Linked DNA regions of Mus musculus: region 1 is linked to region 2. The links are chromatin loops, found by intact Hi-C in ENCODE. Cell type or tissue: left cerebral cortex. All regions are shown on one strand. Links, peaks and the distances in the headings refer to the core of each region. The heading gives the core; the rest is flanking DNA.

Evidence for each region. Hi-C counts contacts between places; a loop is a spot of excess contacts. Peaks named below come from ENCODE experiments on the same cell type or tissue, not always from the same donor. Only the 100,000 strongest peaks of a DNase experiment are listed, where the experiment ranks them.
Region 1: a loop joins it to region 2, with 2.3 times the contacts of the local background. A loop is called at or near these places in 2 of 42 quality-filtered maps.

Annotation. Positions count from the first base shown.
Region 1 is chr16:32,349,591-32,354,961 of GRCm38, reverse strand. Ubxn7 (UBX domain protein 7) reads right to left here. Exons shown (of 11, transcript NM_177633.4): 2 at 2,016-2,163. Among named protein-coding and RNA genes, the nearest start is that of Ubxn7, 20 kb to the right of the region's middle. In left cerebral cortex, for the core only: no CTCF peak of the experiment used is centred there; a DNase peak (open chromatin) is centred at 2,213.
Region 2 is chr16:32,409,674-32,415,054 of GRCm38, reverse strand. It overlaps the pseudogene Gm20056. Among named protein-coding and RNA genes, the nearest start is that of Tctex1d2, 7.3 kb to the left of the region's middle. In left cerebral cortex, for the core only: no CTCF peak of the experiment used is centred there; no DNase peak of the experiment used is centred there.

The DNA.
Region 1 (5,371 bases), core at 1-5,000, 60 kb after region 2:
AGGGCATCAGATCCCATTACAGATGGTTGTGAGCCACCATGTGGTTGCTGGGAATTGAACTCAGGACCTCTGGAAGAGCAGTCCATGCTCCTACTGAGCCATCTCTCTAGCCCCAATGACCTGGTTTTAATTTACATCTAATTTAATAAAAAATGAAACTCTATAGAGGCTGAAAGATGGTTCAGCGGTTAAGAGCACTGGCTGCTCTTCCACAGGAACTGGGTTCAATACCCAGCACCCACAAGGCAGCTCACAGCATCTATAACTCCTGTACCCAGGGATCTGACACCCTCATATAGACATACATGCTGGCAAAACACCAATACGTATTAAAATAAATAAATGATTTAATAAAATAAAGTAAACCCTTGGCCCTTTGCCTGTTCTATTTAAAGTGTTTCCTCTTGTTTAGTATCTCATAAATTATGAGAATTACAAATGACTAAGCATATTAGAGTCTTACTTAAGGACTTTTAAAATTAAGGGTTTTTTTGGGGGGATTGGGGGAGGTTAGTTTGGTTTTTACAGACAGGGTCTCACTATGTAGACCAGGCTGACCTGGAACTCATACAGATCTTTTTGGCCGTTGCCTCCTGAGTTATGGGACTAAAGTCACAAAGCCCTGGCCTCTTTAAAAGGTTGTGTATTTGTTGTTGTTATTGTTAAAACTAATGGCTTAGCCAGAAATTATGGTCACACCAGAATCCTAATTCACAGGAAGGTTATGAATTCATGGCCAGCCTAGGCTACACAGCAATGGTATCTCAAAAACAAAAAGCCAATGAGCATCTGAGCGGCGTGGCCCATGCTGATAGCACTGCAGCAAGGCTCAGCACTAATACTTCCCAAAGGCTGATGAGCTTTTTTGCCTGAGAGTTATTTATTGCAAACTCTAACTAATCAAATATAAATGGCTCAGAAATGAATACTGAGGATGCCTTTAGTGATAAGGCAGGTAACTATTTAAAAGAATTTTGTTTATACACAATTGTTTATACACAGTTACATTTCAGTGTTACACCTTAAAACTCAGGTACCATGCATGTTATTCATACAATCTACTACTTAGCTATATCTTCAGCCTTAGTTCTTGAAAATATTTCAAGGTAATTCACTTTCCTGAGAAAATATAGGAAAATCTATATCTGGAAATGTGAGCCTTATTAGTCTGTATCTGCTTTTTTAATTATTTATTTTATGAACATTGCTATGGGTTTTTTTTTGTTTGTTTGTTTGTTTTTGCCTCAATATGTCTATGTGAGGTTGTCAGATCTTGGAAGCAGTTGTGAGCTGCCATGTGGATACTGGGAATTGATGAACCAGGGTCCTTTTGAAGAATAGTCAGTACTCCTTACCGCTGAGCCATCTCTCCAGCCCCCTATATCTGCTTTTTAACTGCTATATAGCTTAGGAAAAAATGGCCATGCTCTAGTTTCCTCATAGGCAAAATAATAATGCCAATCTATAAAGTTCTCTCTTTTTAAAAAATATTCTTGTTTATCCCAGTATGGCTTCAATTTACCACGAACCACAGCTCCTCACATCTCTACCTCCTAAGCTATGATTACAAGCAGGTGTCACTTAGTCTGGTTTTTACCCAGTATTGGAGATTTAGCCCAGAACCTCTTGAATGCCAAGCAAACACTCTACAAATGAGCTAAACCCCAAGCTAAAAAAATATTTTTGTTGTATATCTGGTGGTTGTGGAACACATAAACCCCAATCTCAGGCCAATTACAACCGAGCAGTTGTACCATGCACTCTGCCTGCCTGCCTGCTGCCTGCCTCTAACCCACAGTTCTTTTTAGGACTGAATAGAAGAGAAGATCAAGTAGACAAGGACAGTTCTCTAGAGAATTTAAGGTATATTAAACACAAAATCTTCCACAGAAAATTTTCAGAGGCTTTCAACCTTTAAAATCTTCAAAACTAGAAAATTGACCTAACCCTGATAAAAATGCAGCTAGTTAATTTAGGCAAATGAGTAAGTGCTACAATAAATAATAAATTCATACTCTGTGTGTGGTCTGACAGTAGAGACGCTTGCTGAACTGGTACTAGGCTCCTCAGCAATTCCTCCTCCATCCAAAAACATAGTGACAGCCATCTCCAGGTTGTTGTTACAAGCTTCAAGCATATGTTTTCCTACACTTTCACTTGCACCTGGAACAGCAAAGGAACAGAAAAGAAAGTTTAAAATGACATCTTAGATTCAAGCTCACATTAAGACATAGAATTCCCAAACAAATTAACAGTCCTCTCCCCCTCCCCCCATAAAAATGACTCACAGTAGGAGTTTCCTTCTGTCCTGCTGGCTGACTGGTAAAAATATAAAGAACTAGAAAGAAACCGCAATAGCATGGCAAAAGGATACCCTTCCACAATCACAAGAAAATCAAATGTTTGACATTTTTTTTCCTTCCTTTTTAGTGTATATGCAGATTTTTGCTTGTTTGGGTTTTTTTTGTTTTGTTTTGTTTTTTCAAGACAGGGTTTCTCTGTATAGCCCTGGCTGTCCTGGCACTCTGTAGACCAGGCTGGCCTCGAACTCAGAAATCCACCTGCCTCTGCCTCCCAAGTGCTGTGATTAAAGGCATGTGCCACCACTGCCCAGCAGATTTTTTTTTGTTGTTTTGTTTGTTTGTTTTAGACAAGTCTCACATTGTATTACCTCAGTCTAGTGTTCAACTCAGAAATCCTCCTGCCTCTGCCTCAAATACTAGGCCTACAAGAATGGGCTACTGGCACCACACCTGGCTATTTGCCATTTCTTTTCATATGTGTATGGATGTGCATGTATATACATGTGAGTGTACCAAGACACATGCACCAAGGTCAAAGGACTACATCTGGTACTGTTCTTCCTTCTACTTTGTCAGAGACAGTCTCTTAGCTGCCACTATGTATGCTGGGCTAGCTACCTAGCAAACTTTCAGGGGATTCTCTAGCCTCTCATTTCAACATAGGAGGATTTGAACTCAAGTCATCATGTTTACATCTCCTCAGTTCTATTTGCAATTTCTTTAAATGGTTGAATTATTAGGTGTAGTGATTCATACAAGCACTTGGGACTCAGAGGCAGGTGGGTCTCCAAGTGTTCAAGGCCAGCCTGAAACTATACTATAAACCCTGGAGAGAAGGGGGTGAGGAGGGAGGGAGGGAGATAGAGATGTAAGCTGGTAGATGTAAGTTGGTAGGAGTCAGAGGTAGGCAAATATCTGAGTTCAAGGCCAACCTGGTCTACAGAGCAAGTTCCAGGATAACCAAGGACTACTATACAAAGAAACTGTGCCATCAAAACAAAATAAAACAAAACAACCAAAAACAGGAAAAAAAAAAAGAGAGATGAACTATATTATGTCAGTAATAATAAACTAAAAAGGGATAAGGAAAAATTAAACTTTACATTCTAAAAAGTTAGAAATACCTTCTGTTAGAAAGAATGCATTAACAATTTTTTTATCTATTCAAAAAGTTTTTAAGGAGGAGCTAGGTTAGGGCTCAAACTCAGAACACATTTTTATTATCAAACCAAGAGAAGTAAACCAAGACAGTTTTGTCTAAAATATAAGTATCTGGTAAGAAATGGCAATCTTTGTTATTTAAAACTAGTCCAAACAATCATTTGTAAATAAAGCCAGCATAATCTGTTGAATGAAATGTAACTTGGTAATCCTCTTTAAAAAACCAATTTTACAAGTACCAAGAAATTCCTGAGGTGGGAAGAAAGCACACAAGCACCTGCCATGGGTACGCCCCACTATAATGGGTAAGTGTGTGGTGGAGAGATGGGAGAAACGGAAGAGAAAACAAAGCAGAGGGTTCATACACTATGGAGGAAGGCAGAACTGGAGGCTCAGTGACGGTGAGGAAAAGGTGAACATGAGGAGGTCATTCTGAGGGTAGGGACATCACGGCCCACTTTGCTGCCTGGGCCATGTCTGGAGCAATGTGTAGGCCTGTGGCAGCAGGGGTCTGTGTTGATGTGCCAGGCCCATGTTACTGCCAAAGCCAGGCAAATGTCCCTGGTTTTGACTGCTGCCTGAGATACTGTGCTGAGCTGGTGTGCATGAAGAGGAACAGGTAAGCTGTCCCAAGAGCAGGAAAGAGGACCCTGTCCTTTGTCAGCTGCTGCACTGGGTGAGCTAGCCAGGGCAGTGCTGGAGAGCTCATTACCCTAGTGTAGCAACAGAAGCCAGAGGACATTGGAAAGCTGGCAGACTGACCAACTCACCTGCCTCCTAGGCCTACCCAACATCTACCTCATGTATGATCTGCTGAAGTGTATGAAAGGGTCGGGCTGCAGATTCAAAACTGCAGGATCTCCATGACATTGGGCAACAATAGGATATCCAAGAGAAGTCACAAAACAGATACAGCAAAACCATCTCACCAGTACCCTTGATACATTTTTTTATATAGCAGAATAATTAACATGTCATTCTTTTCTATTTCCTTTTCAAAAAAAATCATAATCTCTCTTGATGTGCATATAAGATATATGAGATCTACCTTAGCCAGGAGGCTAAGGCAGGATCAACCTAAACCACAAAATCCAATCCATTCAAATAGGAAGGAGATGGGGAAAACGTTCAAATGACAAATGACCACTGCTTATGAATTTTTACTGCCACCTTCCCACAATCTCCTCCTACCAGAATGCCAATGACACTCTAATTGTAGATTCTGGATAAAATAAGACAGTGTGAGCAAGGCATGGTGGCATATACCTGTAATCCCAACATTTGGGAGGCAGATTAAGGATTATAAAATTTAAAGAAACCCTGAGCTAGAGCTTGTCTCAAATAATAGACAAACAAAACCAAAATGGGCCGACCCTAAAACATGCCTAAACTCTGTGGACTGCCTATCTCCCAAAACAACTGGCCTGAGATTAGGATAAAATTTCTAATAATTTCTAAAGTGGCACTATTCATACTTCTGCCATCATGATATATTGTGAGGCAGCACTGTCAGTATTGATTACAGAATCAAAATACTAACCAACTCTGAAAAGCTCTGAAGATGGTTTATATTCTATAGTATTAAGTATCCATCTAAGACTTATTTATGTAAAAACTAAGCATATCATTATACAAATCTGCTTTCATATTTAATGAATGGAAAAATTATATGTATGCCAAAGAATTGCTTTAAAATAAGTATCTTGGCTCAGCAAGATGTCTCAGTGTATAAAAGTACTTGTCAAACCAGCCTAATAACCTGAGTTAGATTCCTATAACCCACAGTGGAAGGATAAACCAATTCTTGAAAATTATCACCTGACCTCTATAAACACACTGCATGTAAGTAACACCAACTCCCCCTGCCTCCAACCCGCTTCAACACAGACACAAAAAGATCAGGAAGG
Region 2 (5,381 bases), core at 269-5,268:
CAGCCTCGCGACTCCCACCCTTCTTCCTCTACAGGAGGGTCCGCCTTGGCCCCTGCCTTGCTCCTCCCTTCTGCTCTCAAGGGCTCAGTGAGATAGTTCACATTTGAGTCATTTATAAGTAATGATCTTTACAGTTGGAAGTTGCAGAACCCCCATTTTCAGAAAGACCATCAGCCCTCATAGGTCTTCTAGATCCAATCATGCCGACTCACCTATTCACCTGGGATGACTCTTAGCAACTGATCCAGGTCCTCCTCATGACAGTGGAGAGAGAGGGGATCATGGGAGCCACCCAGAAATTGGTTCCAGGAGCAAACAGGCTACTCCCCACCCAAATCCAGGCTGATATGGATGCAACCTTTCCTTTGACTCAACTGAGCTGGGATTTTAACACTGCTGAAGGTAGGGAGAGGCTCTGAGTCTACCGCCAGATTCTGATGGGGGCCCTCCGAGAGGCTGGCACACAGCCCACAAATGTATCTAAGATGAGCCAGGTGATGCGGGAAAAGAATGAGAGCCTCAGGGAATATCTAGAAAGACCAATTGAAGCCTACAGAACCTACATGCCTTTTGACCCAGAAGCCAGAGAGCACCAGTCGGCGTAAACATGGCTTTTGTTAACCAAGCTGCCCCTGACATCCCGTCAGAAGCTTTAGTGCCTGGACAACTTTGCAGGTAAGCAACTGACTTTTAAAAGCCATAGCTGAGAAGGTTTTCAACAACCAGGAGACCCCAGCATGCTGGACTTCTGCAGAATAAAACACTCTGCTTTTGTATACTATTTGAGTCCGGGGTATCATTCTTTGGTGAATCATGGACCCTTACAGTTTCTCTGATGGTGGCTGAGCAAGATTCTACTGATCGATGAGGTTAGCAAATCATCATTAGGTTATTAGGAGGTCATTTTATTGCAGTGTTCCTTTAGCAAAATAATAATAGTATTTGGCTTTTCTCTAGACCCATAGCTTATCAAGTCTCAGGTTCTTGGCTAACCTAGTAGTATCCGGCATGGGTTCTAGCTCAAGAGTGGGCCTTAAGTCCAGAGAGTGGTTAGTCACTCCCACAACACTTGTGCCACTATTGCCCCATCATATCTTCCAGACAATACATAATTTCTGTTTTAAAACGGTTTCTTTGTGTAGCCCTGGCTTTCCTGGAACTAGCTGTTTAGATAAAGCTGCCTTCAGACTCACAGAGCCTGCCTTGGCCTCCCAAGTGCTAGAATTAAAGGTGTGTGAAACCACCAACTGGCCAGTTTTTTAAAATAACTGTAAAGAAAAAAAAAATGGTGTTGTGGCACACTCCTATAATTCCAATGTCAGCGTTCGGGGTAGGAGGCCAGCCAGGACTAAGAGTGTTAACATTTCTTCTTGGCTCTGCCCAACAGTTACCCAGCAACAGCCAGGTAGGAGCCTGGCTGGCTGTAAAAGGACTATTTGGCGTCCCTCTCTTGCTCTCTTGCTCTCTTGCCTCTCTCCTTCCTTCTCTCTTCTGATGTTCCCAGCCAGCCTTTTCCCTTCTTTCTCTCTCCTGGCTGTTACTAGGTAACTGTTGGGAGCCTAGAGAAAATCCTAGCACCCTTGGGCTCACATACTTGAGTGCTTGGTTTGAAGTTGGTGAACTGTTTAGAAAGGATTAGGAGGCTCACCACTGTTGAAGGTGTGTCACTGGAGGTTGGCTTTGAGGTTTGAAAAGACCATGCCAGGTGCAGCCTCTTCCTCTCTGCCTCCAAACTTTCAGCTAATGTATAATAAGCTCTCAACTTCTGCTCAGTGCCATGCCTTCCTGCCTGCTGCCATGCTCTCTACCATGGTGATAATGGCCTCACTCTCTGTAAATATAAGCTTCAATAACTTATTTTATAAATTGCCTTGGTCATTGTAATTGCTTGTATTCTCAAGCTAATTATGTGCCCCCAAAACCTTTTTGCAGTGTCCCATACATAAGACGGGGAGGGACCTTGCCCAAGTTGGTTCTGATCGGTACATAAAGATTCTGACAGCCAATGGCTGGGCAGGGCAGACAGAGGTGGGACTTTTAGGATTCCTGGGCTAGGAAGAGAGAGGGAGAGGAAGAGGGAGGGGGAGGGGGAGAGAGAGGGAGGGGAAGGGAGGGAGGGAGAGGGGGAGAGAGAGGGGGAGAGGGAGAGAGAGGGAGAGAGAGAGGGAGAGGGGGGGGAAGAGAGAAAGGGAGAGGGAGAGAGAGAGGGAGAGAGAGAGGGAGAGGGGGGGGAAGAGAGAAAGGGAGAGGGAGAGGGAGAGGGAGAGGGAGAGGGAGAGGGAGAGAGAGGGAGAATCTGTTATGCTTGGAGGAGAACCAAGATACCACACCTGAGAGAGAGAAAACATAGTTGCCCTATAGGAGCCATGGGAATGCAGCTCAAGAGGGCTGCACATCTGGGTCTGGGGCAAGCAAGATGGAATACAGGTTTTAGTATGTAATAATCCAGGATTATCAGACAGGGGTGGATTAGCCATGCGAAGGTTAGGAAGAGGCCCAGACATTGAGCTGTTAAAGGTACATCAAAATATAAATGCTGGGGGCTGGTGAGATGGCTCAGCAGTTAAGGGCACCGACTATTCTTCCAAAGGTCCTGAGTTCAAATCCCAGCAACCACATGGTGACTCACAACCATCTGTAACGAAATCTGATACTCTCTTCTGGAGTGTCTGAAGACGGCTACAGTTTACTTACATATAATAAATAAATAAATATTTATAAATAAATAAATAAATTCCTCTGAGCTCTTTGGCACCTGTGTTGAATGCTAACACAGTTCTTACCACAAGATGTCCAAATTATAAGTGGATCATCAGTCTGAAGGGCAGGGCAGGGACCAAGGACAAGGAGCTTATCTTAGGCACCTTTGGATTGGATTTGCAGCATGTGGAGCAGTTCAGGCATACGATGGGTACTCAGAATACACTACTTATTGAACTGAAGTGGAAACTTGTAGTTCTTTGGAAAGTTGGTTATGCCAAATGATGTTTTGCTTGGGCACACAGGTAAAAGGATGTCTTGCTAAAGCAAACACGTGAAAGACTGTTTTCCTGAAGTAAACATTGGTGAAAGGATGTTTGGAGATGGTAGACACATGAAAGGATGCTTGATGAAGTATAAATATGACCTCCACAGACAGTGGGAGGCAGGCACTGAGCTTTGGTTTGGTTTGTTCTGCATTGGTTCACCTTACATAGTGTTGTTGAGCTCAGCTTGTGATAAGGCCACCACTGAGAGAAACTCACCCAAGAACTGCTCATGAGGTTCCTGTGGCAGCTTGCTGCTTCTATGGCCTCAGACCTGTTGGTGAGCCTAGTGGTTTCTTCTGGATTGAACTACAGCTGCCTGATGTCTCCTTGCTGAAAGGACTGGACTGTAGCTGCTGGTTCATGCCTCGTGCCTGTCTGCCTAGAGGACTGGTCTGCAGCTGCTAAGTCATGTTTAGTGTTTGATATGTATATATATATATATATATATATATATATGTATATATGTACATATATATATATGTACATATATATATATATATATATATATATATATATATATATATATATCCCTGATTACCATGTAAGGCCCTGTCTCCATTACAGTCTCACTGGTGAGTAGGGTTTCATTCAGCCTACGATTTTGAGGAAACACAGGTCTGTTATAACAGTAAACCTGAATTTAGAAGTTAGGGGGTCCATCAGGTAGTGCTGGTGAACACCTTTAATCCCAGCATTTAGGAGGCAGAGGCAGGCAGATCTCTGAATTTGAGGCCAGCCTAGTTTATGAACCAGTTCTAGGACAGTCAGGGCTACACAGAGAAACCCTGTCTTTAAAAAAAAAACAAAAAGAAAAACAAGAATGAAAAAGAAGTTAGAGGGTCACCTAGCTGTGTGTTTGGGATTAGAAAGTTCATTATCATCTGCAAGTCCCAGCTTCTCTGTCTTTTTTGTTGTTGTTGTTGTTGTTGTTTTAACGACAACCGATTTATTGATGAATTGAGGAATACAATTTTAATGAGACAATAAGGCACAACTGTGGATAAAAACAGTTTGCTATACACAGCCAAGGGGGCATCAGCTTAGAAAGTTTAAATATTTAAATTGAGAAGCTTCTCAATACTTCTCAAACAGATCAGTATCAGACAGTTATTCCCTTTATACAATTCTTATATCACATCATTTGATCACAAAGTCTAACAGATATTTCGTAAAGAATCCCCAGTTCATGTAGCCCCAGCCATCTATCCTAGCCACTCCCCTGTTGCTCACCTTTACCCATCCTCTTTGCAGTGTTTTTGTTTGTTTGGGTTAATAGCAATTTATTTACTAAAGAATTGTTTACACATCTTGGATAGCCTTCCAAAGCAACGAAGCAAGCAAGCAAGGAAGCAACATCAGAGAAAGCCAGCCAAGAGCAGATTCACAGGGACACAGGACAGAAGCAGCCTGATTCAGTGAGATCTAAATCAAGCTGACATTGGCAGAGAAGTTGAGCTGGGTCACTCAAAGACCTCTAATGTCACCTCAGTTGGTGCCACCAATCCTTTGCCCCATGCTTCTATGGGATCTGCGTAGTATACACAGGGAGCTAGGATGGTCACGCCATCAGGAAGCTCATGAGACAATACACTCAAGGCCTGGACCAGGACTATGAACTGACTGCACATTGTCCAGCATTAAAATTTGCCAAGTAGCCGGGCATGGTGGCACACGCCTTTAATCCCAGCACTCGGGAGGCAGAGGCAGGCGGATTTCTGAGTTCGAGGCCAGCCTGGTCTACAAAGTGAGTTCCAGGACAGCCAAGGCTACACAGAGAAACCCTGTCTCGAAAAAAACCAAAAACAAAAAAAATAAAAAAATAAAATTTGCCAAGTATAAAATTCATTCAGAGTTTTGTGCGAAACTTTAAGACACTGAGGACAATCTAATTCTTTAGGACTGAGATAAGTCAGGCACTTCTGTAACACTAGTCTTTCTGTTTGGAAATGTGAAGACTCTTCCAGTGTACAGAACACTGAGGCATGACCCATGCTGTACAGCAAATGTGGCCAGCTCTCCAGGGTGCCTAGCCTTGTTCAGAAAACTACAAGAAGGCCCTCTACCATATTGTCAGAAGAACCACTTGGGTGGTGACAATGTCCCAAAGAGAAGCAAAGTGGCAGGCATTAGAATATTTTCTAATGAATGTCAACACTGTAACCAGAAAAGCCACATAAATATGTTTGAAAATTAAAAGTCAGAGGTAGAGAGACCTAGGAAGCCACCTAGGAAACATGGCTCTACAAGCCTCACCATGACCACCTTTTAAGAACATGTCTGCTCATAAGCCCTTCGACAACAGAGCAATACAGGGGACCAAGGGAGTCACATGTTTCCAAGAGCAGTACTGCT